7 separate regions of the Homo sapiens genome follow, and regions 1, 2, 3, 4, 6 and 7 are each linked to region 5. The links are chromatin contacts, found by Hi-C or POLR2A ChIA-PET in ENCODE. All regions are on one chromosome and are shown on one strand. The core of a region is the stretch at or near the end of the contact, and the rest is flanking DNA. Distances in the headings are between cores, read along the strand shown.

What was found. A loop is a pair of places that touch in the nucleus more often than their neighbours do. ChIA-PET counts read pairs that join two places held with the same protein, here RNA polymerase II (POLR2A). Pooled maps may share reads with other maps.
Region 1: a loop to region 5 is called in a map of naive thymus-derived CD4-positive, alpha-beta T cell, with 5 times the contacts of the local background. The contact joins two enhancer-like sites. A Hi-C loop is called at or near these places in 1 of 168 maps with a recorded cell type or tissue (naive thymus-derived CD4-positive, alpha-beta T cell), 2 of 37 single-sample maps with no recorded cell type and 8 of 50 pooled maps. POLR2A ChIA-PET finds 5 or more read pairs at or near these places in 1 of 52 experiments (CD4-positive, alpha-beta memory T cell).
Region 2: a loop to region 5 is called in a map of OCI-LY7, with 6 times the contacts of the local background. The contact joins two enhancer-like sites. A Hi-C loop is called at or near these places in 3 of 168 maps with a recorded cell type or tissue (CD4-positive, alpha-beta T cell, OCI-LY7 and naive thymus-derived CD4-positive, alpha-beta T cell), 6 of 37 single-sample maps with no recorded cell type and 10 of 50 pooled maps. POLR2A ChIA-PET finds 5 or more read pairs at or near these places in 1 of 52 experiments (CD4-positive, alpha-beta T cell).
Region 3: a loop to region 5 is called in a map with no recorded cell type, with 10 times the contacts of the local background. The contact joins two enhancer-like sites. A Hi-C loop is called at or near these places in 1 of 37 single-sample maps with no recorded cell type and 7 of 50 pooled maps. POLR2A ChIA-PET finds 5 or more read pairs at or near these places in 1 of 52 experiments (naive thymus-derived CD4-positive, alpha-beta T cell).
Region 4: a pooled map shows a loop between it and region 5 (10-fold over the local background). The contact joins two enhancer-like sites. A Hi-C loop is called at or near these places in 4 of 37 single-sample maps with no recorded cell type and 7 of 50 pooled maps. POLR2A ChIA-PET finds 5 or more read pairs at or near these places in 2 of 52 experiments (OCI-LY7 and PC-9).
Region 6: a loop to region 5 is called in a pooled map, with 2.3 times the contacts of the local background. The contact joins two enhancer-like sites. A Hi-C loop is called at or near these places in 15 of 37 single-sample maps with no recorded cell type and 6 of 50 pooled maps.
Region 7: a loop to region 5 is called in a pooled map, with 32 times the contacts of the local background. The contact joins two enhancer-like sites. A Hi-C loop is called at or near these places in 10 of 37 single-sample maps with no recorded cell type and 4 of 50 pooled maps. POLR2A ChIA-PET finds 5 or more read pairs at or near these places in 1 of 52 experiments (naive thymus-derived CD4-positive, alpha-beta T cell).

The regions. Positions count from the first base shown.
Region 1 is chr6:155,416,906-155,420,299 of GRCh38, reverse strand. The region is part of intron 10 of NOX3 (NADPH oxidase 3); the gene reads left to right. Among named protein-coding and RNA genes, the nearest start is that of NOX3, 37 kb to the left of the region's middle. RefSeq lists enhancers at 1,689-1,748, 1,849-1,998. Within about 2 kb of position 1,744, at least 9 of the 41 ENCODE cell types and tissues checked have a DNase peak (open chromatin) inside an H3K27ac peak, as active enhancers do.
Region 2 is chr6:157,272,292-157,276,268 of GRCh38, reverse strand. No RefSeq gene overlaps it. Among named protein-coding and RNA genes, the nearest start is that of TMEM242, 49 kb to the left of the region's middle. RefSeq lists silencers at 1,074-1,633, 1,834-1,923, 2,354-2,513 and enhancers at 1,308-2,139, 2,140-2,972. Within about 2 kb of position 1,713, at least 32 of the 41 ENCODE cell types and tissues checked have a DNase peak (open chromatin) inside an H3K27ac peak, as active enhancers do; they include CD4-positive, alpha-beta T cell and OCI-LY7, where a contact is called at or near this core.
Region 3 is chr6:157,223,303-157,226,923 of GRCh38, reverse strand. No RefSeq gene overlaps it. Among named protein-coding and RNA genes, the nearest start is that of TMEM242, 98 kb to the left of the region's middle. Within about 2 kb of position 1,280, at least 12 of the 41 ENCODE cell types and tissues checked have a DNase peak (open chromatin) inside an H3K27ac peak, as active enhancers do.
Region 4 is chr6:157,099,026-157,102,845 of GRCh38, reverse strand. All of the region lies in intron 5 of ARID1B (AT-rich interaction domain 1B), which reads right to left. Among named protein-coding and RNA genes, the nearest start is that of TMEM242, 220 kb to the left of the region's middle. Within about 2 kb of position 2,510, at least 5 of the 41 ENCODE cell types and tissues checked have a DNase peak (open chromatin) inside an H3K27ac peak, as active enhancers do.
Region 5 is chr6:156,395,706-156,399,294 of GRCh38, reverse strand. No RefSeq gene overlaps it. Among named protein-coding and RNA genes, the nearest start is that of SNORD28B, 19 kb to the right of the region's middle. RefSeq lists enhancers at 1,730-2,259, 2,260-2,790 and a silencer at 3,072-3,121. Within about 2 kb of position 2,339, at least 6 of the 41 ENCODE cell types and tissues checked have a DNase peak (open chromatin) inside an H3K27ac peak, as active enhancers do; they include CD4-positive, alpha-beta T cell and OCI-LY7, where a contact is called at or near this core.
Region 6 is chr6:157,053,084-157,056,567 of GRCh38, reverse strand. All of the region lies in intron 4 of ARID1B (AT-rich interaction domain 1B), which reads right to left. Among named protein-coding and RNA genes, the nearest start is that of TMEM242, 270 kb to the left of the region's middle. RefSeq lists silencers at 1-167, 827-1,027. Within about 2 kb of position 1,972, at least 4 of the 41 ENCODE cell types and tissues checked have a DNase peak (open chromatin) inside an H3K27ac peak, as active enhancers do.
Region 7 is chr6:157,202,034-157,205,615 of GRCh38, reverse strand. It overlaps ARID1B (AT-rich interaction domain 1B), which reads right to left. Exons shown (of 20, transcript NM_001374828.1): 19 at 1,620-1,750. Among named protein-coding and RNA genes, the nearest start is that of TMEM242, 120 kb to the left of the region's middle. Within about 2 kb of position 2,143, at least 2 of the 41 ENCODE cell types and tissues checked have a DNase peak (open chromatin) inside an H3K27ac peak, as active enhancers do.

The sequences.
Region 1 (3,394 bases), core at 495-2,994, 980 kb after region 5:
GATGGTGGTGGATAGCGTGTCTCATTTTCATTCACTCACTAATCCAACTAATATTTCAAGTCCTGCTCAGAGACATGCAAAGTCTCATTGTCATTACACCCGACTCACAATCACCTCCCCCTTCTCTTAACCTCCACCACTCCTTTGCTGCCCTACTGTTATGTCACATATCTTTCCTGTATTAAGATTCGTGAAATAATCTTATTTTCTCTAACAGACTGTGAGTTCCTTGAACATAGCTTCTCTGGATATCTTCATACATATATATATATACACATACAACATGTGATAACTATATATATAGTAAAAATATTGAATAAATCAATGAGTGAATAAATGTCTACATGTCCAAAAAGAATAAACAATGGCTTCTGTACACAATTTTCTTTAAAATTTAAGGGTATTAAGGTTTTGTTTATGTAACCAAAAAAATTCTTCAATGATTTTTACTAAATTCCAATTATTTTACTAGGAATATAGAGGAAAAATCTTATAAGAACCCCCAAAAATTTTAAAATTCATACAGGAGCCTACAAAATCTTAATTTTGCCTCCTTTCTCAGCATTCCATTGTCATTCCTGGGCTCTGCTTGTGGCGTTTCTCAAGGCTTTCAGCACTGCAGTCACCACAAAACCATAAAATAGGGACATTGATCTCTATTCCAAGAAACAGAAACAGTAGAGTAAAAAATATAAAAGCAATGTTTTCATCGCTTATAAAAATGTGAGGGACTATTTGGACACGACTCAGGTGAAAATAAGGGCAGAAATAATGTCATATGGGAGAAAGGAAGCTAAAGTGTGGAATCATAAAATAACTTAAAGGTCCTAATCTCCTAGCTTTGCATAGGACCATGAAAGTCAGTATCTGCACCTCGAGCGGAGATGATTTGTCCAAAGTCACCCAGCTTGTTCACCACTGAGTCAGGACCTGAGCATGTGTTTCTGATTTCTGCTTCAAAGTTCTTTCATGGAAGAAGTGAGGTTTTCATGCTATTGAAAGTTTGGGCTGAAAATTACAGTTCAGATCCAATTCCTTAAGCGTCTGCAGGCATGAGAACAGGTTTAGGAAGTTTCTCTCTTTTAAAGCAACTTTGTGTTGGTTTGAGTATAGCTACTATTAGGCTTATGTAACTAATATTTGTCAGGGCTACCTACATGCTTTTGAGATATAAAGACTACTCCTTCCACTAAACTGTCAGAGTCTATATAATTTTTGAAGTGCCACAGAGCAAAGCAGTACATATTTATCTAACGGTGTCTTCACAATTTTAAGTCTGGACTATAGTTTTCAGATTGTCCTCTTTTGTAATAAGGAAGGAAAGGACAACTCGCATAGGCGTTGAGAGCCAGAATTTTAAGCTTAAATGGTTAACTGCGATTAGGTGGGATTTTTTTTTCCTCCATGTGTAAAAACACTGGTTGGCATAAGGCATACATTTTTACACACAAAACTCAAGTTGCAAGTCTATAGGAAAAAATGTGCACCAAAGTTTTCTCAATTGTCACCGTTGCAAACTAGAACTTCTTTACCCTTCTCCTCTGTTGCATTATTCTAGAAAACTTCTAAGTAAAATGCAGGAGCACAACCAATAAGGCGCCTGCCACTTCCTCAGTGGGAAGCGTCATAAGTAGTACTTTCCATTTGAAGCTGATGTCTTAAAATATCTTTGTTTCTAAGTACTTTTGTTTTGAAAGATCTGGGAGGGGGCGGGGAGTGGAAGGGGAGGGGGAAGAATGGGCAGGAGGGGATTTCCCAAGAAGGCCAAATAACAAGAAGTATAATGATGGCTTGCTGTGATGAAAATGGAAAAAAGTTGTAATACATGAAAGAAATATTTTCAACGCAGAAGTAAGAGCCAAACTTCACTGAGTTGAAGGCAGCTGAGAACGCTGTGCCCCTGTGGGATGAGGGAAGGCTGAGGGTGGTTGAGAATTCTCTGTGATGCAATATGGAGGAAGCTGAATGCTGGGGGTGAAAAATGCCCTCTAGCAATAAAGTCCTCCACCTCCTGCCTAACGGGTATGATTAATTCTACATCACACTCAATTTGTGAAAAGAGCTCTTGAAAAAAAATTAGGACGGTTTGCTTGTGCAAACTGTCAAAATGATGAATGAAATAGGTGTGTATGAATGGGGAGGGAGGGGGAGGATTGCTGACATAAATAGATTGGCTTACACATTTTAGTTCTCCCTAATATCACAGCTGTGCAGTCAGGACTGAGACAACTGCCAACTGCAAGATGCGGTTCGTTTTCTTAACTGCATATGTAGTCTTCAGACTACGATACAACAGATTATACAAGAACTGAGATAATCTCATTTCTTCATAAATTGTCTTCCTTCATCAGCTCCATAATATATAACCATGATAATGGGTATTTATAGTGTGTCCCATGCAAAATGGCCTTTGGGTTCTTAACCTAATATAATAAACAGATAATTCAAATAAAAAGACAGCACGGGCCAGTGGGAACAAGGGAAAGAGGCCAAAAAAGACAAAAAATCCATACTCTACTAAAATATATTAATAAAACAAAGGAGGGCCTGCTCTCTTTTCTAGTGAATGAAAAATGCATTTAATTTAATCTGTTTACTTTGAGAAATTATTTACTTTCACTTTCCCTCACACTGGAGCTCTGACTACTCCTGGAACTGATCATCTCTACTAATCACCAAGATTCCTGCCATCAGTTGGCCTCTTTAGGAGGGGCCATTCATGCTTCTCCTAAAGAAATGTATGCTTCTTGTCTTTCCTCGGAGGGCCTCAAAAGGCCTCAGTACCCCATCAGCCCTCACCATTGCTCTGTGCGGAAGTGACCAGTATTAATATGTTTAATATCTTGGTTTATTAACCACAGATTGCGTGACTACAGTCTTCTTGCAAAAGAGTCCAATGAAATACACAAACATTTTAAAATCTCCCTTCACCTCCCTCCCCAAACTAAACACCTCCCCAACTTTGCTCCCTAAGAAACTCACCATTAAACAGTTGAATATGTCTCATTCCATTCCTTTTCCATGCATTTATATGCATATACCTATACACATTCATGCATAAATAGGGGTGTGTGTGTGTAGAAGGCAGAGGAAGTGTAATTTGTTTTGTTTTTCATTAAAGCATAACTTCGGGCACCGTCAGTGTCAATACCTGATGATCTATTTCATTTTGTTTGGTGTCTTTAGAGTATTCCATAGTGTGGATAGGCCACAATTTATGGAATCATTCTGCTATTAAATAATGTTTCAGGCCAGGTGTGGTGGCTCACACCTGCAATCCCAGCATTTTGGGAGGTCGAGGTGGGCGGAACACCTGAGGCCAGGAGTTGGAGACCAGCCTGACCAACATGGCAAAACCCCATCTCTACTAAAAATACAAAAATTAGCCGGGCGT
Region 2 (3,977 bases), core at 464-2,963, 880 kb before region 5:
TGGAACTGTGTCCCCACAAAAGGTATGTTAAAGTCCAAACCCCTGGTGTTGAAGATTTCAGTGTTGAAGCCTTCTTTGAAAATCAGGCCTTTCCATTTTCAGCAAGTTAAAATGAAGCTATGTATGTATACACACACACTTTATTTATTTTATTTTTATTTATTTATTTTGAGAGGGGGACGCTGTCTCACTCTATCACCCAGGCTGGAGTACAGTGGCGCGATCTCAGCTCACTGCAATCTCCGCCTCCTAGGTTCAAGCGATTCTCCTGTCTCAGCCTCCTGAGTGACTGGGATTACAGGCACCCGCCACCAGCCTAATTTTTCGTACTTTTAGTAGAGATGGGGTTTCATCATGTTGGCTAGGCTAGTCACAAACTCCTGACCTCAGGTGATCCGCCTGCCTTGGACTCCCAAAGTGCCGGGATTACAGGAGGTTTTTTTTGTTTTGTTTTGTTTTAAACGGAGTCTCACTTGGTCGCTCAGGCAGGAGTGCAGTGGCGCGATCTCGGCTCACTGAAACCTCCGCCTCCCAGGTTCAAGCGATTCTCCTGTCTCAGCCTCCTGAGTAGCTGGGATTACAAGCGCCCGCCACCACCCCTGGCTAATTTTTGCATTTTGGGTAGAGATGGGGTTTCACCATGTTGGCCAGGCTGGTCTCGAACTCCTGACCTCAGGTGATTCGCCCTTCTTGGCCTCCCAAAGTGTTGGGATTGCAGGCGTGAGCCACAGCGCCCGTCCAAAATGAAGCTAAATTTGATGAGAGTGGGCTCTACTCCAAGACCACTGTTGTCCTTGTAAAAGGAGAAAAGACAGACACAGGGACACAGGGCCATGTGGCCACAGAGGCAGAGACTGGAGTGACGGGAGACAAGCCCCGAACACTGAGGACCCTGTACCCCAGAGGCCAAGAGAAAGGCATGGAACAGATTCTCTCCCCCAGCCTTCGGGGACCTTGACTCTGGACTTCCGGCCTCCAGAACCGCGTCTGTTGCTTGAAGCCTCCGGGTCTTCGCGGTGCAGAGAAGCGCCAGGCCTCCAGGGCCTCGCCTCCCGCCGCCCGCGCCCGGCCCCGGGTCCTCCCTCGGAAGCCGCCTGTCTGTCTGCCGCCGAGTCCCACCGGGCTTCGGCCGGCACTGCCCGTTTACCCTCCGTCCCTCCCATCCCTCCCGGCTCCTAGAGGAGCTGGGTCCGCGTCTAGCTCCTCGGCCCTCCCCGCGCGCTCGGCACCGCGCACGGCCCACGCTGGACAGATGTCCCCGGCCCTCTCCCCGGACGCCCCCAAGGCCCCTGCCTTCCAGGCCGAGCCTCCGCTGCCGCCGCTTCCCCGCGCTCTGCAGTCCCCGCGGCGCTCCCGGGGCCGCCGCTCGGCCGTGGTGCTCGCTTCGCCCAGCAGAGGGCGGCCGAGGCGCGGGCCTAGGCGGGGCTGTCGCCGCCTGTACGGGGCGGGCGGAGCGGGGCGCGGGCGACCTGACAGCGAGGCCCGGCGGCGCGTCCCCACAGCGGCCTCCCGCCCCGTCCGGGACCGGGGCTGCGGGGATGACCCCTAGCTGGAGGCCTTGGCTGCCTTTTGCTCTTTTGTTTTCTGTCTGGTCCCCTGGAACCGGGGCCACTGGAGGCTCCCGGAAACGCGCAGGCGACATCTCCCCGACCGTCCTCATCAGAAGCCCACGGAGCCCGTCCCGCCCACGCGTCCTGAAGGCGTGGCTGCGGGTGCCGTGGTCCCCAGGTCCCGCGTCTGGCCGCGCCCACCTGGCATCTCCCTGGACGCCCCCAGGCGCAGAGACTGAGCCTCCTCCCGGCTGCAGCGTCGGTCCCCGGGCGTGGCCGCCGTTCCCTGTCCCCCGCGCGTGCTCCCAGGAGAGTTCAGTCCTCAGCGCCCGCAGCTGCACCCTCTCGGAGCCCCTCATTTACCCACCTGTATCCCACTCCCGACCCCGGAACTCTCAGCACCCAGGGGCCGCCCTCTGCATGGTGGCTGCCAAAACCCAAAAACCAGAAGTGGGCTTTTCCTAGTGCCTTTTTGAGATCTAAGTGGTGTTTCTGGCGGTTTGGGTTTTAAGGTGCCATTTTCTGTCTACTTTCTTTACTTTCTCGAATGACTTTTTCTTGTTATAAGTAACTACATGTTCAAGGTCAAAAAATGAGAAAACATAAGCAAAAAAGGCACCTGAAATCCCAGCTTCCATCAATAACTATAGGAATATTTTGGTGTCTGCTGCCACATTTTCCCCTCTGCGTGTGGGTGTGTGTACGGTGATATGTTATTTTTCCAAAATAGGGATCCCTCCCATCCACCTCGGCAATCTGCTTTTCCACAGAGCAAGGCAGTGAGAACGTCTCTCTGTGAACCACAGTGAAGACGCACCCAGCAGGGTATAGGAGCTGGGCCCGCTGGGAGGGCGAGTGTGGGCGGGGCATAGCCGGCAAACCCAGCCCACCCGAGGCCTGGCCAGGGGAGGGCCCTCCCTGTGAGCCTCCTGGGGGCCCATGGGCCCTGTTACCTACGTCGCCTTGGTTGGTGAGGTCTCATCCCTGGCTGCAGCTGCCGGGCTTCAGGGTGTCCTTTTAAAGAGCACCTCGAAGAAGAAAATCCCATCCTTTCCTCTAGTCCCGGAAGAGTCCATCTGCAGTTGAAACAACTCTGCCCTTTGTAGAGTGGCTCTTTCTTGTGTGGATTTAAATACAAGGAATACAAAACAAATTCATATTGACCCCAAGGAGCCCCATTCCTCCCTCCGCCTCCGGACAACTAGGGTGCCTCCAGATCAGCAGTTCTCAATGAGAGGCTGGGGGGAGGGGGTTGGTGGGTGGAGTTTTGCCTCTCTTCCCCCAGGGGACGTCTCTGGTATTGCCTAGAGACACTAAGAGGGTGCTACTGGCACCTCGTGGGTAGAGGCCAGGATGCTGCTAAGCATTCTGCCATGCACAGCACAGGTCCCCACGAAAAAAGAATTCACTGCTGAAAATGTCGGTAGTGCCCAGATTGAGAAATCCTGTCCAGATGTTTCTCGACACTCTTCCAGGGGTCCAGGAGCCCAGGAGTCCCGAAGCCTAGGTCTGCCTACAGCACCGTCCAAGGGGTAATGGCCCTGGCTGATCACTCCCAGGCCACGTCCATTAGCCCAGGACCTGAAACGACTGGCGACCAAGAAGGGCCAAGAGGTTGCAACTGCAGTCTGTGGAAATGAGAGGCCCTGGGCAACGGGGCGTCAGGGGAGGAGATGAATTCAGTAGCTGAGGCTCTGTTTCGTTTTGTTTCACTGTGCATGGATTCAGGTTGTTTCCTAAGGCTCTATGTGCCTCGTTTATGAGTCTTTCCTTTCAAAACAATTCAAGATGTCCCAGCATTTCAACCCTCTGACTGCAGAACTCCACATTGCTAGAGCTCAAAGGAACCTTTGACATTTTCCACTCCAACTGTCTCGTTTTCAGGGAGCCAGACCAAGGTTTATGCACAGCTTCAGTGCCTCAGTTTCTTCCTCAGTAAAATCACAAATAATGACATCTCTCTTTGGCCAGCCCCCCCCCCCCACCAACTCCATGCCTCGGGCACTCTCACACACATTATCTCTGATACATCTACCCTGGGAAGGAAGTTGCCCCTCCTATTTCCCAGGTGACAGCGCTGGGCACTCAGACTGCGGGGAACTGACCTATGACCACACAGCGAGCAGGTGGAGGAGGGGAACACCAGCCCTGGGTTTCTCTCGCCCTAACAGCGGACCAGGCCACGGGTTCTCAAGCATGGCTGCCCATCAGAGTCATCTGGGGAGTTTTAAAAATCCTGGTGCCTGTCACACCCCCTATCACTGTCATGGATATGTGATGGAGGCCAGGGAAGACTCAGCTTCAAGAAATGGTGAGATCTTTGAATATCTTCTTGGTACCAGCCCATATTTTTTGAATTGAGAACCATTAGGATTAGCTACAAATGAGTTTTCTTTCCATCTGAATATTGAGAACTGTGTTTTCTGG
Region 3 (3,621 bases), core at 31-2,530, 830 kb before region 5:
AAGTTTCCTGGAGCTATGCTAAGGGCTGGGAGACCTGAACCGGGCTGCAGATGAGGGAGGATTATACCAGACATATCTGGCAGAACACAGCCGGCTTGAGCTCTTGAAAAGACTTTTGGAGTCAGGAGGTGGTTTGGCCCAGCGATTCATTTTGTAGATAAAGACACTGAGGTCTGAAACACAGAACTGGGGCTGGGGGTGGGGGTGGGAGGGGAGGGAAAAAGTGACAAAGGAGAAATTTCTAATGATTATAATTCAAACAATAAACTTTCATAAAAGATTAGTAGTCTGGTAAAAAAAATATTGACAAAGGATACAAATAGAAAATTTCCAGAAAACAAAATATAGATGGGTTAGGAACATACAAAAAAAAAATTCAATCTTGCTGACAAGGAAATGAAAACAGGACAAATTTCGCAAAGCGGGAAGATAACCCAGTGCTGGCTGGGTTCAAGGAGCTGGATCTAGATCCTTTCTTAGACTTCTGCTGGGATTTTCCATGACGTTCCCAAGAGTGTAACTTGGCCACATGTCCAGATAGCTTTAAAAATAGTCATACCATTTGAAACACTGTTTTTCACTCCCTGGAATTTATCTTAATGAATTAATTAGAGATTGTGACAAAGATTTATCTTCTGGGATGTTTGTGGCGGCATTTTTTTATGAGGGTGAAAATGTGGAAGAGACATGAATGTCCAACAACTGGGGATGGGTGAAATAAATGGGGCCCTAGGCAGCCACAAAGGCTCAAATTTTAGAAAAATTAATGACATGAAGAGGCTTAGGATATAATAAAATTTAAAGTTTGCTTACAAAATTGAACACCTTATTAAAGTGGATATTTCTGGATGCCAGAATTACAGGTAACTGATATTTTTAACTTTGTTTCTCTATGCTCTTGTACTGTTCTAAGTTTCTACAATGGACATATTTTTAGCTTCTAATTTTAAGAAAAGGACAAAGAAGGGAGGGTGAATAGGAGGACACAAGGAGTGAGGGAAAGAACTATTTGTGTGACTGTTTGCTACATACCGTCTCCCTGTTAGCTTGTTAGCTGCAGGCTCTGGGGCTTGGATGAGGCAGTCTTGGCTCCCTGTGCCCCTCGACGTGTCCAGCACCCACACCCTGGGCCCTGGCCTGGGCTAGCAGGTGGAGGCCAGCAGCGGATGCGGTAGGTCAGCGGTGGGCAGGTCCTGCGGGAAAACGCAATGGTGTCCCAGGCCAAGGGCAGCCTGCGGGCCCCTAGCTGGGACCTGGTTGCGGCACTCAGTCGACAGACTCATTGGGTGTGGGGGCACTGGATGGTCTCTGGCACCCACTTCCCCTGGGAAACTCAGGGACGAGGCCAGTGGGCCTGGCTGGCGAGTGTGGCAAGACGGCACTAACGCCCCTTTTCCCTATGCCTAAATCGTGTCCAACTCAAGCGGGAGTGGACATGGCTGGCCTGTTAAAAGTATGCTCCGCAAAGGAAATCCCACGTGATTCGTTCCGCTGGGACAAAACCCAGACATTTGGCCACACTGAGTGAACACCTGCTCCGTGCCAGGCACCCTTCCAGACTCCGAAGACCCAGCAGCGAGTAAAGCAGACCCAATGCCTGCCCTCGTGGAGCCCTGAAGGTTAATGATCTCAGTGCAAGGATTGGGGATGTGGGGAGGAACGAGGCAGGAGCGTTGTCAGAGAGAGGGAGCACCAAGAGGCTGCTGGAGCCTCCTGGCTCGCTCTGCAGCCTGGCCGGGCCCCGGGAGGGAGCCGCTGCCTAATTGGCTCCTGCCTGTTTCTAGTGGTGTCCATTTGAAGCCATCTAACGGCTCAGTTCCTAAGAAAGTTCCAGCAGAGGCCCTTGATTGCCCTCTGGAAGGCTAATTAGTCCCAGAAACAGAGCGTCTGTGGGGCCTGCGGGACGGGGGAGCCCTCAGCCGGCACAAATGGCGGAACCGGCATGGGGCTGCCTTCTAATGGCTTTTTGAAGGTTGCTCTGCGTTTGATTGACAAATGCCATATGTCCCTAATGCGCTTCTCTGAGCTCTCTCTTGTTCACCTCTAAAACAGGTTCCTCTTTGCTTTGATTTCATATATACGATTTTACCAGTCCCTGTTCTTTAAAGGCAGGAAAGTCCTAACAGCTCATCCCCACACAAGGCCCCAACAGTCGCCAACTCCCGGCTCTAATGACTGCAGCCGAGTTCTCCAGCGCCTGCCGCTGCAGGGGACAACGGAGCGGGCCCGCCGGCCCCCCTCAGCCGCTCCCCACTCACCCCTCCCCACTCACCCCCTCCAAGGCTGCCGCTCCCCTGAGGGGGATGCTCTGAGCCACGGGGATGAAAGGCCTGGTGATTGCTGTCACGAAGGCCCCAGAAGCCCCAAAGGCGCAGGAGACGCAGGCGGCTAAAAGCACCCGATGGGATGCTGGCCTGGGCCTTAAATAGCCATGCTGTGTCAAGGGAATGTGCTGGGCGCCAAACCCAGGGGCCACCGGAGCCACCTGCACCGGGGTGCTGTCCCCAGGGACTGCAGCTCCCTGGAGGCCTCCCCGAAGCCCGTCAGCCACAGACTTCCTCATGTCCAGCCACCTCCTCGCTGCTGGAGCAGCTGCCCTTTCTTCTTTGTTCCGCTCGAAGCCGAAACAGAGCCCAGCTGTGGCCCTCAGCATCCCCTCGGCAACGTGACAGGTGTTATTAACTTGTGCCCTCTCCTTCCTCATCTTCGCCCCCTCCCCTCCCGCTGGCCTTCTCTTCTCCAGGCAATTCCGGAAATTTCTGATTGCTTTTATCAATCTTCTCTCCCAGAGACACATGGAAGCTGCATAGATCTTATTCCTTGCTTGGATCTGCTGGCTGGAAAGGCTTGACCGTGAGGACGGTCTTGCTCCTGAAGGGTAATTGGAGGTGCAGGAGAAATTAGAAGCCACTACAGCTTGTCACCGAGCATAAGCGACAAGCCCATTACCATGCTCGCTAATGACCGCCTGAATGTTCCCCTTCATTTTGTCAAAAATAACATCCTCATCCCCACGCAGCACTCCATCCAGCACCTGTCTGTCCCGCACCTCCTTCAGGCTGGTGTCTTCCTTTGCTGCCACCAACACAGCTTCTCTTGTTCCTCAGGGCCCCCCAACTTCTCTGTCATCCATCTGCTCCACCCCGTCCAGGAGCATCCCCGGACCACCGTTCGCTGCGCAGGACAGACGCCAGCCACCTTCTCTGTGTTCCCTTGGGAGGTAGCAGCGCTCTTGGGGCCCATAACGGGAGGAGCTGCCTAAAACATGAAGAGATCAAGAAGTCGTTTTGCCCCAGCACGCTTTTAGTACAAAGTGCTCCCTCAACATCCGCTGAGCAATGGGAGCCTCCTGGACATGAGTGCCAAGAGCTTGCGGGGGACCAGAGGGAGTGACACGGAGGGGCACCAGCAGTCACAGTCCACTGCCACCACGCGGGGGGGGGGTGCCCAGCGCTTTCCTCTGGTACTGGGGGAGACCTCCTTCCAAATCAGCTCTGGGGGTTTGCCTGCCCCCAGGGCATTTGGGCTGTTTCGGTGCCCATGAGTACTAAAGATCCCCGGCCCTGTGACACCAGCGGGATTCTCTGTGTTTTCTGCACAAAGGTTGCAGCTGTCGCTTCG
Region 4 (3,820 bases), core at 1,261-3,760, 700 kb before region 5:
GTGGGTGGATCACGAGGTCAGGAGTTTGAGGCCAGCCTGGTCAATATGGTGAAACCCCGTCTCTACTAAAAGTACATAAAAATTAGCCAGGCGTGGTGGCGTACACCTGTAATCTCAGCCACTCAGGAGGCTGAGGCAGGAGAATCACTTGAACCCGGGAGGCAGAGATTGCGCCACTGTACTCCAGCCTGGGTGACAGAGCAAGACTCCGTCTCAAAAAAAAAAAAAAAAAAAAAAAAAAGAACCACTCAGGAGGAATACTTGCTGAAAAAGCCAATACAGATGAGTATTTAATAACAACAGCACTGACATAGAAATCTCACATTCTTCCATATTTAAAGGGGAAGGCTTCATAAATAAATGTCAGTAACAGAAGTTGCTTTATGCTCTCTCCTATCTATATGTAAGAATGCGCTGGGTTCCTTAGCACTTAATGCAGGCAAAAGTCTAAGACTTAAATGGTAAGTACATTTAGCAGGTAAATGTTTAGATAAATGATTACTTGTAGTTTTATTTTTCCAACTCTTTCGGATCAGAAACAAACCAACAAATCAGATCAACTACTGATCAGATGCAATTGCGTAAATTATACTCTACTACTTTTGTGTTGGGATGGTAGAGAATAAACATGAGGTGAATAGGATTCCCACATTAATCCTTTATTGAGGTTAAAATTCCTTGGGGATAATTCCTTTCTACATTACTACAGTATACAACTATAGAAAAAGAACAAGAACACTAACTCTGAACCACAACCAATTCTGGCAAACAAACCATTCACCCCTTTTCAAATAATACTGCATTATCTCCAGTATTAGTAATACTAATAGATATAGAAATATTCAGAAATTCCATGTTTCAAAAGTTGTAGTGGCCATAGAAAAATTATTCCTTCCTTTCACATCATTACAGCTAAAAAGCCAACTAACCTAAGATGGATTTAGTTATCTGAGATGGAATATTGACATGATTAGTCAAGATAGCAAATCTGGAGTCTGAATGACAGACACTACTTGATTTCGGTTTTAATGCCTCAGATCCATTCTATCCTTCCAATTTTCCTACGTTAGCTGACTCTGGGCAAAAGTGAAGAAAGAAGGAGCTAAAGAGAGAGCACTGTCTAGAATATACATTTATTTGTCTTACAAGTTCGCAGGTAAATTAGAGATAGCTTGAATGTACCAAATGAGGTTAAAAAAAAAAAAGAGTACTCACTATATAGAGGGCAATGTCCTAAATTATATTCTTCGATTAGTAATTCAAGAAGATTGGCTTTTTATAATTAATGTGAAAAGACATGTGAAACCATGGAAATTTGGATAATTTTCTTGGCCAATCATCCTCAATACATGGAGATCATGAGGTGTTTAGTGGCAAGTACTTGGGCCCTCTTCATAAACTCTGTGACAGTGGCAAGGGTAAGACAGACCTATTCTTAGGTCCGTGTGAATTAAACTGGTTGTGGTTCTTGTTGAATTCTGAGAAGAAATGAGGAATGCTTCCAGTCACTTTGCAAATAACTCTATCATGATCAAGTTACTCCCATGGGATGGTGCTACAAAATCAATACATAGTTCATGGTTTTCAGCAATTAGCAATTGAATTAATTCTTCTACTCATCAAGAATTCTTGGTGGTGTCATTAACTTTAGTGAGAAATTAAAAGAACACATTGTAGCAACCAAATACTGATACATTACTACTATGATCGTGTTCATCTTGTGCTTCCCACTGACTGTGCAATTCTGCTGCTGCATCCAAAATTAAAACACTGGGTTGCTTTATTCTAGTACAGCCTCATGGAAATCGGCTCTCTTTCAAATCTTTAAAGTAGAATACGGGTCTCACCTGCCACCATCTGACTTTACCGATCTTCTGGAGGATGCATTTCTTATATTCTGCCAAACCCACTAGTAATTACACTATAACTTCTTACTATGGGTTGTATTTAGTTGCTCCTTTAATTTCTGCAACATGAAGAACTGGTCAGGATCTTTCCTTCCACCATGATAAATGACAATATAATTTTGTTAAGAGACAGCATTGGTTGGTTGCATGGTAGACTCCGCATCTGTGGAAATCACTGTACATCTTATCTCAGTTAGTAAGAAGCTAGAGTATGGTAAGATGGTACAGCTCTGCAACACAGCACAAGGATTTCATGGGTCATTTCTTTAAAAACCTGCATAATACCTAATGGTGTAAATGAAAAATACATTTTTGATAATCCATACATTCAACAAATGTCCTAGTCTCAGGCATTTATTTAGATGAGTTAGAAAACCCACAAGTTATTTAGACATAGCATCCTTCTGTTCAGTGTTTTCTATTTCACTTGCTTCAAGAACGGAAAAAAATCCCACTTATTCTCAGAATGAAGAAGCAGGCTGGCTGACACCAACTTCGATATGCTCCAAGCAAACTACTGAAATACAGAATCTGCTCAGGCTTCCGCTTAGTGGTTCCGGTTAACAGTTTATCTGAAGTGCGTGGGTGTGAACTTATAACACTTCCTATTGTTCAGCATGGGGTGTGTGTGCCTCTGTCTCTAATAAGATCACCTCACCCTTTACCAAAAGGTCCTGTATCAGGGCAGAGGGGTGGGGAAGATGTTGGTGAACAGGCTGTCAACACAATTCTTTATTGTGAATAAATCCTATCTCAGATTAGAGCAGTATAAACCAGAAAGTAATGTTCTTCCCTACCTTTCAACTGAGAACACAGAACCACAGCAATTTGGTGTCCTCACCTTGAAGGAGTTAAGCCCCTGCTTTGAGAGATAAACCTTTTCATGTCATACAGCTCGAAAGTTCATTCAAAACGGGGCTAGACTTTCCTAAATCCTTATCCAAAATATTACAGACTATTCATGTGTCATTAGGTCCTAAAAATACAGATAAATGGGCACTTCAGAGGCTATCTGACTTGGATACTCCCGAGCCATGAAGGGAATAAGGATACTTCCAATTCCCGAACTTGAGAGAACAAGACAGCTCCCACGCACCGTTCACAGGGCCATATACCTTTATTCTAAACAAACTAATACACTGTCAAAAACCTGCCGGATTAAGCTTTTCAACTCTCCTCCCTACTGTGGTCTGAGTGTTCCAAGTCTTTTTCTAAACCTCACTCCTAGGCTTGAAGATAGATTAGCTATAAAGGACGATCAGCCAACAGGTAGAAAACAGAAGTGAGTATGATGTGGTCTATGTGAATTATGTCCTCATAAAAGCCCTTAAAGACCAACTTATAAAACGTTACTCACCCAGCCTGCTATCATAGATTCAAACCAGAACTTTTCTTTTATTAATTAAACATACTAAAACTACACAATGTTTTTCGCATGGGTCCTCCTCATAACTCTGTGACAGGTGCGAGGGTAAGACAGACCCTTGCAAGTTGGTTTAATAGTCTGATCACTAATACCCATGAGATCCCTTTTGGGGAGATACCTTCCCACAGAGAACTTGGGGCAAAGAAACTGAAAAGTCTCTGGCAAGGCAAAGGACAAGTTAAGTCAGAGGATACATGGTGATGCACGGACTTCTAGACTTAACTATTTAAGTCAGCACAGCTTTGATTAAAGATAAACTGGAGTTGGCCCAGCGCAATGGCTCACGCTTGTAATCCCAGCACTTCAGGAAGCCAAGGCAGGCAGATTGCTTGAGGTCAGGAGTTCGAGACTAGCCTGGCCAACATGATAAAACCCTGTCTCTACAAAAATGCGTGGTGGTGGGCACCTGTAATCCCTGCTACTTGGGAGGCTGAGTCAGGAGAATTGCTTAAACCTGAGAGGCGGAAGCTGCAGCGATCTGAGATCA
Region 5 (3,589 bases), core at 1,090-3,589:
TCAATACAGGGCTAGCACTTAATTCCATCTCACAATAACAAGAAGAAAGCATAATGGAGATTGAGGAGCAGGGCCATTTACATAATAACTTCCTAGCAACAGCTGTAATGAACAAATACGGGCAGATGAGTCAATTACCTGAGACACTACCTTACATCAGAGCTTAGAGAAAAGGGAAAAAGGAAAGAAACAATTAAATAGCTGAGATTCCCTGAATTTGGGTTATATCATATGTAGTTTCAGACCTAATTGCGTAAAACTAATTAGGCCAAAGAGAATCCACCTGATGAGACAAATATTGTCACCATCCAGGGGCAGGCAGGGGTGAATGGGTGCTTACCTTTCCTGTTAACGGGTGGGCTTGGGCTGGTACCTGTGAATATTCTGGCTTGGCTTGAACATATTTAACGTCAAAATCATCCTCATCCTCCTTCTCCTAATCACCATCACTGCTGTCATCTGTTGAGTGCTCCCTAACTCTCCTACATAATATCTCCTTCAACCTGCATAATATTCCTGTCAAAGTAGATAAGATCATCTCCATGTTACAGATGAGGAATCTGAGGCTGAGAGCAGGAAAATTACCCAAAATCTAATGGTTAATAATTGAAGTGATGATAGTTCATTTTTATTGAGCACGTGGCGGGCACCACGCTAAGTGCTTTGCATGGATTGTCTGAGGTTACTACACTCACTGCAGATGAGGAAACAGAGAGGCAGGGAAGTCAGGTCACCTGCCCAAGACCACACAGCTTCTGAGAGCAAGAACCAGAACTTGAATTCAGGTGGTTGTGTCAGAAGGTGCGAGAATTAGGATTCAAACCTAAATATACTTAATGCAAAGCCCATGCTGGTACCATTGCAACTCCCTGTGGCCATGGGCACTTGCAGGGCAGAGGCAGCCATGCCAGCCAAGGATCGTGTGACTTGTGTTTCTTTACACACACTTCATGGATGTAACAAAAGTATGGTAGTCACACTGTGCTTCTGTCAATTGAATAAGGTGATTCTGAGGCACAGTCATGGAGGATTTGCCTGTATGAGTGTGCATTTGTGTACATATGTGTGTGCGTGCTTCCTTTTCCTGCAGTACTTCAACTGGACAGGATTGCATGCTCCAGAACTTTCTTTCAATATTCCCTTCACTTAGGGAATCTTTGCCCCATTCAGATAACAGACTGCAATCTGGGAAAATACTTCATGCCGCAGCATTAACACCAAAGAATGTATCAAAGGCTTCTCTTTTCTAGAATGGCACACTAACATCTTTTATTAGGTGCAGATGTTTTCTGCGCTTTAAACAAAATGAGCGACTACGTGTAGAAATTCAGCCTCCTTGACAGGGAGTTGGAGGTCTCCTCAGGTGCATTGTGTATGTATGTATGGTGGGACTGAGTGAGGGGGGCTCAGAAAGGATTTTTTTTTTGGGAAAGAGAGAGACGCTTCTTTGCTTCTGAAACTGTCAAACAGACCCAGGTTTCTCGTTCCACCTACATTGTGATCCCCAGGCCTCATCCTTCCTCCCTCTGGGCTAGCAGGAAGATTTAAGGAGGGGCATGGATCTGGGGGAGACGTAGCCGGAGGAAAGTGGGTCAGTAGGCTGAGAGGCAGGGGACGCATCTCGATTCCATTTCCTGGATTGTGCCCTTTGTCAGACTTGCCTACAGACAGAGGGCCTGTGTGTTCCAATTTTGCAGAATTACCTTCCCTGGTTGGAACCCAATCCCCCAACCTCAAGCTCTGCAGACATCTTCCCTGATCAATGTCCTGTCCTCTTTTCTCTGTCAAGTTGTTCCTCCTTCCCGAGCTCTATTGTGATTTGGGGCACCTGAGGAATTAACTATTTCTCTCGTGTCTTTGCCTAACCACAGGTGAATGTCTCGACCCGCTTTTAAGCTGGCTCCGCCCTCTGGACGCGTTCTTTTAAAGGTGGGAGCTCCGACGGAGGGCCCTGATTCCGGCCTCGCTACCAGCTGGGCTGTGTGGGGGAGCGAGGCCTAATAACCCAGGGGGCGCTGGGCGGGAACGGCGTGGATCCCTCGGCCTCGCACACCTGGCTCCTAGTCCTCTCGGCCGGGCCGGTGATCCTCTGGTCGGGGGTGGGGGTGGGGGGGGCTTGCGGCAGCTCACACCTGAGGCCGTTACAAAAGGCCTGCAGCTTAACTCGCTGCAGCTCGGGGGGATGGATTGCCTACTAACTGCAGGCGCCGTGGTGCGCCGAGAAAACAGCGAAAACTGGGCCAGCGGAGGCGGGTGGGCCTCCTTGGAGGAGCGCACCTGGGGTGCGGGAGCGCCTCCTGGCAGCCTTGGCCTCGCCTCCCACGCGTGGACGCGCAGGGCCCAGGACACCGCAGCCGCCTACTCCTTTCTGCAGCCCCGGGGTCTGAAGGTAGTTACGAAGGAAATCTTTTGTAAAATGTTCCTTTTTCCTCCTCTACATTTTCTTTCTCTGTCCCTCAGTAATCCCGGTTCAGGGGTTAGCGTCCCTCACTAATCCCTGGATTTAAAAAACATTCTCCTTTTACACCCAAGCTTCAATTGGTAGAACAGAGAGACAACTGACGTCGCTTTTGTTTTGCCAGCTTTTGTTTCCGGTGCATCAGAAACTTTTTGCACCTGAGACATTATGAGATTGTGCCCCAGCCGGTTTCTAAATTATTTCTAGGTGAAAAAATTTTGCAACCTACCTTTGCAGTAAGAATTCCCCCTACCCCTCCTTTAGAGAAAGTACTTGACAGTGAATAACATCCTATATTTATAGACCAATGATTGCTACATTTCATACCGTGTAGGTTTCCTTCTGAAACCTCAATCACATTTGGTTACTGTGGTAGGGGTTTAAATGTAGCAACTAATGGGCTGTGGCAGCAGGCATTTCCCTACCTCTCCTTTTATTGAACCTTTAAGTGGCAACTGTGCTTCTCTGGGTAAGAGCAAGGCTTTGAGATTGCGTTCCATGGGTTAGCTCGGTTCTTTAGCGAAGATTCAGAGATCCTGAATTGCATCAAGAGATGCATTTGTCGGTCTGGGTTTCAGATAAAAGCATGAAATCTCACTGACTTGCTGAACATTGTGGTTTTGAATCGGGGCTTTGGAGATGAAGCTGTGAAACCTCCCAAACCAAAGTTCCTAACAGAAATCACCAGCTGTGATTTACATATTGGCTTTGCCACAAAGTTTTAGTTCGACTCTGTTTCTGTTGTTATGGTGTCTTATGAATATTTTCTGATATTTAACCCAAAGCCCTCTTGCTGTTTCCAAACTGGTTACCTGAGATAACTGAGGCACTTGTGCTGCTGTTTGGACGGGATTACTTCATGTACTTAAAGGCTGGCCATACTGCAGACTAAATACATCTGGTATCACCCTCTACTAAGTTTTTAAAAAGTCTTTGCTGAATGAAATGCAAAAAGAAAATGCAAACAATGCTTGGGCTTTCCTTTTCTTTTCCAGGCTCTCTTTACAACTCTTGCAAAGATGTCAAGACATATTTCAGTATTCCACCAGCGAGGTTACAGTTTTATTAGTGATGGCCTTGGTTCACACCATAAATGTGAATTTACCATTTTCTGTTGGCTTGACTGACCTG
Region 6 (3,484 bases), core at 723-3,222, 660 kb before region 5:
CAACAGCAGCACTGAAAACAGAAACGCAGCACATCCTCCACCCACCCCAGAAGTGCATCAACTGCACAGTAAGAGCCTGTAGTAAGAAATTACTTATCTCACTCTATGGCAAAGGTTCAGAAGCTAACAATAAAACTGCTGCTATGATGGATAGCTCTGTTAAAGATGCTTATCATTTCTTTTCAATGTTGTCAGTCAAATATGTTCCATAATATCCCACTCTCATTTTTCCAAAGCTGCATTTTAGAAAAATTCAAGTTAAGGACATTTTGAGTACATGTAAAAAAAAGACCTTTGTATCTCTAAAATCTGAGGGCAAATGTGAAATCAGTAGCTGTGGGAGGCAGATTTTTAAGATGGTTCCTAAAACTCCCAGCCCCTGGTATACAGACCCTACATAATGCCTGACCCTAAGTATGAGGTGGGGGCGGTGTGGAGATGACAGGTAACACTTCTGCAATTATGTCACTTTATAGGGTAGAAGGGATTTTGCAGATGTAATTAAGGTCCCTAATCAGTTGACTTTGGTGTTAATAAAAGGAGATATTCCTGGGTGGGTCTGACCTAAAGAGGTGATCCCTTAAAAGAGGTGGGAGAGATTGAATGCAAATCTCCTGCCTGCTGCCATGTTGTGGAGACAGGCACGGAACTGCAGGTCACCTCCAGAAACTGAGAAGGGTGCTGGGTTAGCATGCGGCATGATGGTGGGAACCTTAGAACTCCAGCCACAGGGAAGTAAATTCTGCCAACGGGTGAGCTTGGAAGAGAACCCTAAACCTCAGATGAGACCACAGCCCTGACAATACCTTATCTCAACTTCACGAGATCCTGAGTAGAGGACCCAGTTATTGGACTCTTGGCTACAGAAATTGTGAGATACTCAGGAAGAATAGTTTTAAACTGCTGAATTTGGGGGTAATGTGTTACTCAGCAACAGAAAATTAATACATTTGAAACCTCACTTACCTTTCAAATCTCACCAGAGGAGATCTGTAAGAATTTTCAAATTTTCCTTTTTGTTAAAGTTAGCTTTCTATTGTTATCAAGAATATTATAATCAAATTTAAGGACTAGAGAGCAGTTACTACAGTGAGCAGTAAAGGTTTGAAATTTAAGGTGATATTTGGGTGTTTTCTTTTTAAAGCAAAAATTTTGAGCAGCTACTTCTAAAGAGTACTTTGTACAAGTTCTACGGGTGAATTTAAACGACAAAGACAGAAACAAAAAAAGATTATGTTACTGGAAAGGAAAATCAAAGGCATAAAAATAAGATGGGTAAACTAATGATTATTGTCTAGTTAACCAATTAATGATCTGTATCTTTTCTATAGCAGCATATTATTGGAGATCTGGCTTGAAGTAGAAGGAAAGATAATCACTCATCATTTCCAAAGGGAAACCAATGCAAATGGTCCCCTTATCCACACAGCAGGCACTAAGCTCCACCTGAGGTATCTGCTGGCTTCAGTGGTGAGGTGGCTCCTCTCTGGAAAGCCCCCCTACTTCCCGGCTGATGCCAGCTGAGGAGGATGCTTCCCAGTGGTGAGTTCTGTTCCCTCCTCTGCAGGTTTATGCTACAAGTTACTCCAGTTCTAAACTGAATGGAAAATGGAACCAGGTGATGTATCCATGTGAAAAGAGACCCACCACTGGGGATGAGTGAGCTAGTGAAACGCTGCTGCAGAATGAGGTACGGCTGAGACAGCGGTGAACCATGGACAGGAGGGAGGTACACGTGAATAGACATTTATGTGTTTTATGCTAAAATAAAATGTATAATGATTGCATCATTTTCAAAGATTTCTGCTTTAACCAATCTGACAATCACCCCTGTAACAGTGACATCTAGTAAGTAGGCCTAGGCTGTGGTTCTTTTGCCTTTCACAGCTCAATGTGAACAACTATTTCCACAAACCTTGCTCTTTAGGTAAGAACCACTTCCTCAGACATAGAACAAAAAGCCCCAGATAGGAAGTGAGGAGATGTGAGGTCTAGGTGGTTACTAGTCCTTCCATGAGCCTCACTTCCTACTTTTATAACACAGGGGCAATAGATTACATAATTTCTCATGTCCCTTGTAGCTCTGAATCCTATCACCAGATTTACATGTTTATTATAAAATAATACAAACACATTATTTCAAAAAACTATAACTCACTACCATTTTAAAAACCAAATATTTAATTGGGCAGTAAGAACATTAAAAGATGCTAAGGAAATTGAAGATAGTTTGATGCTGCCTTGTGTTACAAATCTCAGTTTTAAGACACAGCATTTCCAAGGGGAAAAACCTAATCTAAGGCAAAGAATCACACAGCTCCTGGCCATCCACCTTCTTTTTTTTGAGACAGAGTCTTGCTCTGTGGCCCAGGCTGGAGTGCAATGGCACAATCTTGGCTCACTGCAACCTCCGCCTCCCGGGTTCAAGCGATTCTTCTGCCTCAGCCTTCCGAATAGCTGGGATTACAGGCACGCACCACCAGGCCTGGCTAATTTTGTATTTTTAGTAGAGACGGGGTTTCTCCATGTTGGTCAGGCTGGTCTCGAACTCCCGACCTCAGGTGATCCACCCATCTCAGCCTCCCAAAGTGCTGGGATTACAGGCATGAGCCCCTGTGCCCGGCCTAATGTTTTTATTTTTATTTTTTTGTATTTTAGTAGAGACGGGGTTTCACCATGTTGGCCAGGCTGGTCTTGAACTCCTGACCTCAGGTGATCCACCTGCCTCGGCCTCCCAAAGTGCTGGGATTACAGGCGTGAACCACAGTGCCCAGCTCATCCACTTTCATAGAAGAAAAATTTCATGCTATCATAATAAATCAAACTTATAGAAAGGCTTGATATTATACACGTAAGCAACAAAAAGCCACAGACATGATTCTTTTCCTAATCTCATAAAACAAAGCAAACCCCACTCAAACTAAGGTCCTTAAAGAGGGAATCATTTCTACATTCAAGTGATAATAATTATAGCCAAAATTCAGGAATAAAGTTGCAGGATTGAATAATTGCCTAGTAGGAAGCTGAAATTATAAACTACTTGTATTAAAAAGATGTAGAAAAGTTAATAGTTTTATATACTGCTCTGTTTATACTATTGACAAGAGAAACCAGTCAAGACAGCACATCCCCCAAAGGGCTATTGCTATCTTCAGAATAGCTAGCTTAAATTCTGCATGATAGGCCAGGGGTGGTGGCTCACACCTGTAATCCCAGAACTTTGGGAGGCTGAGGTGGGCAGATTGCCTGAGCTCAGGAGTTCAAGACCACCCTGGCAACACGGTGAAACCATGTCTTTACTAAAAATACAAAAAATTAGCCAGGCATAGCGGTAGGCGCCTGTAATCCCAGCTACTCGGGAGGCTGAGGCACGAGAATTGCTGGAGCCCTGGAGGCAGAGGTTGCAGTGAGCCGAGATCATGCCACTGCACTCCAGCTTGGGCTACAGAGTGAGACTCCGTCCCTAAATCAATCAATCAATCAA
Region 7 (3,582 bases), core at 894-3,393, 810 kb before region 5:
CAGCAATGTGGTAGCTCATGAACACTGAAAATTAAAAACAAATCAATTTAGCCTATGATAAATAAATTAAAATGTTTCATAAAATGCAATTTTACATTTCAGTTATTTATGACTCTAGCTGAAAGGCAAAAACCACTATGAGAGAACCACTGACTACAAGAACAAGTTTGGTTTCCTTTAAGCAACTGTACCAAGAAAAAACCAATACACTTCACGATTAGCAACTGCCCTCTCTCCCAACACCCCCCACCATGTTTAGGAACTCTAAAGAGTAAGTAACAAGGATTCTAACAAGGATTCTTTCCCGGTAGATGTTCTGGAAATCAGCTATACCTTCATATCCTACTGTCAGTTTCTTGAAAGTAGAGTTGGAACAATTTTTAAGAAGTCAGGGGAAGCCCCCAGCACCAACTAGAAAGAACTGCTTTTAGTGTGCTGAAGGCACAATGTTCCAAGGGCATTTTCCCTTTTTTTTCCAGGGGAAAAGGGAAAGTTAATAAAGCAATTCTGGTTATGCAAATATGTGATCAACAACAGTTCACCTAACATAAGGATGAAAGCGCATTACTCTAGCAAATGCAGTATACAGTTTTTAAATACTTATTTTCTGTTAACACAGAACTCGTACAATGTTTATGACCTTATTAATAAACTTTCTAGCAATTGAAAAATTGCCTTTCTAGGCTGATAATGAGGGCTTAAATGAGAGAAGAAAGAAGTAGAAGATTCTGGTCTTATTTCCTTAGAAGCAAGGAAATTAAGTGTTTTAGTTTTTGCACTCAAAGTAGAGAGTTGTTTGTATACTATAGGGAAAATGACCTTTTTCCATTTTTTATTTCTAAATATTTCTTTAAAAGTCTATAGCCCAGTGGACTCGGGCATTTTCCCCAAACTTCAGTGCTCCTCTCTTCTAGCTATTATGCTGGAAGCTACCTGAAGCCTACCTCTGAACAAAGGAGGGGTTTAAGCTCATTAAAAGTAGTAGGCTTTTACATGACTGCTTCAAAATAACCTGGAGAGAGGCAGAAATGAGAGAGCATAGACTAAGAAGTAAGTTTAGCCATGAGTTCATAACTATTTTAGCTGACTGACAGGTACATGGGGGTTCATTAAACTGCTCTCTCTCCTTCTATATATATTTATACATTCTATAAATGTATAGAATATAAAATTTCTAAATCTTGAATATCTTTTTAATGAAAAGAAGATGTCAAGTCCTCCTGGAAAGCAGGGTTATGTCCCATTGCAACCAACTGTGTTTCCAATGCTGACTCCAGTCACAACTTAATGTTACATTTTGATTTCTTCCCATTGGCCAGCTAATATTCATTCTGAACAATTTAATGTTACTACTGTCATCTATCCCATATACACATACACACACAGTCACTGTTCTCTCATAAGAAATAGAGGTATGTGTGTGTACACACACTAAAGACTACAGTGAATATTATCCCAGATAACTCTACATTGATTAAGGCTGGTTGATAACAACTGCAGTGATTAACAGTGTTGGACGGTCAGTGCTCATCAACTCAGGCATTAGTTCAAGCACAAATGTGCATGGCCTGATGCTCTCCTATCCTAATTTGGTTGTTAGTTGGACTATGCTGGCTTACCTGGGAGAGATTGAAAGTAGCAACAGTGCTGTCATCATACAGAAGAATATTAATAGTGTCCAAAGCCCACGTACTCTCAGCCAAAAGACCTGATTTAAGGGACATCATCACACGCCACGCCTCAGGAGTAACTGAAGATGGGGAAGAACAAGGATATCATGAATGTTGACTCTATGCATGAAAGAACGAAAGTTAACGAAAGAGTAAGAAAAAATAAGTGGAGTGTTAAGTTAAATATTGACTTTAAACAAATGCTCTCAAGGACAGTTAAGCGTGATCATTTCCGATTTTAAATGGAGGCCATAGCTGTAACGAGAAACTTTTGTGGTTTCAGATCTCGCTTTGTTGGTCACGCAGGGGCCGAAAGTGCTTCTGGAGGTGGAGTGGTTGAGCACAGATGGTCCTTTCTCATGGCCGGGTTATTTCTTTCAGCCACCCTACAGAGTCTGCAATGTGGTATCAGAGCTTTTAATAAATGAGTCAAACCCAAAAGTGGTATTTGTCTTCTTTTGGCTTCACCACTCACGAGTGTCTCAAGGTGGCGTCCTGGAAGGCCGCCAAGTATGCAGAACATGGAAGCAAAATTTAACTCCAAGACAGCCTCCTCAGACACACGGCCTTGGCTTCCCAGGCTGCTTTCCTCTAGTCCTGTGCTCCTGCCCTCAGAACATGCTGTGATAAATATTAGCACTTTGATGGCTCAGATTTCTCAGGAGTATGGCTGGAGCCACAGAATGGGAAGTAATTTGTTGTTTTCCCTATTCCTGCTACTGAAGGAAACAAAATGATCAGGTAGAAAGTTTGGAAGATTTGCCATGAGACCCAGCTCGGCCAGATCCCTGGAGCTGCCTGGAGGCTGGGGGCATTCTCCAGGCACCAAGAATCATTGCATGAGGGGGAGACACCGTGGCTTTTCCACTTTTATTTTATCTGTTTTAAAATTTTCTAAGATAGCTACATACTGTTTTTACAATAAAAAAATCAAAATTACTTTTAAAAATAAACATGTAAATTTCCCTAGGTTGAAGACAAATGCTATATAACCCGCACTGGGAGATTTTTAGAAAATTTAGATGTATTTATTTAAACATACATATACACACATAAACACACAATACACGTGTGTGTGTGTGTATATATTTCTATATATAAAATGGTGCTCAGTGTCTGTGTCTCCTTCTCTCCCTCTGCAACCCCATATAAATACACACACACACATATTCTATATATATCTATATATCTATATTTATATCTATCTATATATATATATAAAGGGATATAGATACACATGCATTATATATAAATGGATAGATATATATAAAGGAATATGTGTGTGTGTGTGTGTGTATACAGTGGCACAGTCACTGCTGAAGCCTTGATCTCCTGGGCTCAAGTGATCCTCCTACCTCAGCCTCCTGAATAGCTGGGACTACAGAAATGAATCTCACTTTTGGCTAATTTTTTTTCTTTTTAGTAGAGACGAGGTTTTGCTAGGTTGTCCAAGGGTGGTCTCGAATTCCTGAGTTCAAGTGATTCTCCTGCCCTGGTCTCTCAATCTACATCTCCTTAATGTCCAGTGATTGATGTCTTTCAAATTATTAATATCTTTAATTTTCTAATCACTGAAAAAGATTTTAAGTCAATTTGTTCTTGATATTTTTTGAGTAATTTTTCCTAATATAACTCAGATCTATTATCTTCCTTCCTGTGTTAAAAGTACTTCAAAAATAATGCAGAAACCCTGTGTGTACTTCCAGATAGTCCAGACCTCTGATTAGTATTCAGAACATCCCACAGAGGATAAACAAGCAACATCAGCATTCGATTGACATGGTTCTTGGCCCAAGTCTACCAGTGCATTGGATGATATCAGTTCTATGTATCACAGCATAGCATATTCTTTATGTCATACCATCTATCAATCTACATATTACATACAAGCTTTAACTTTTTCCCACGGAAA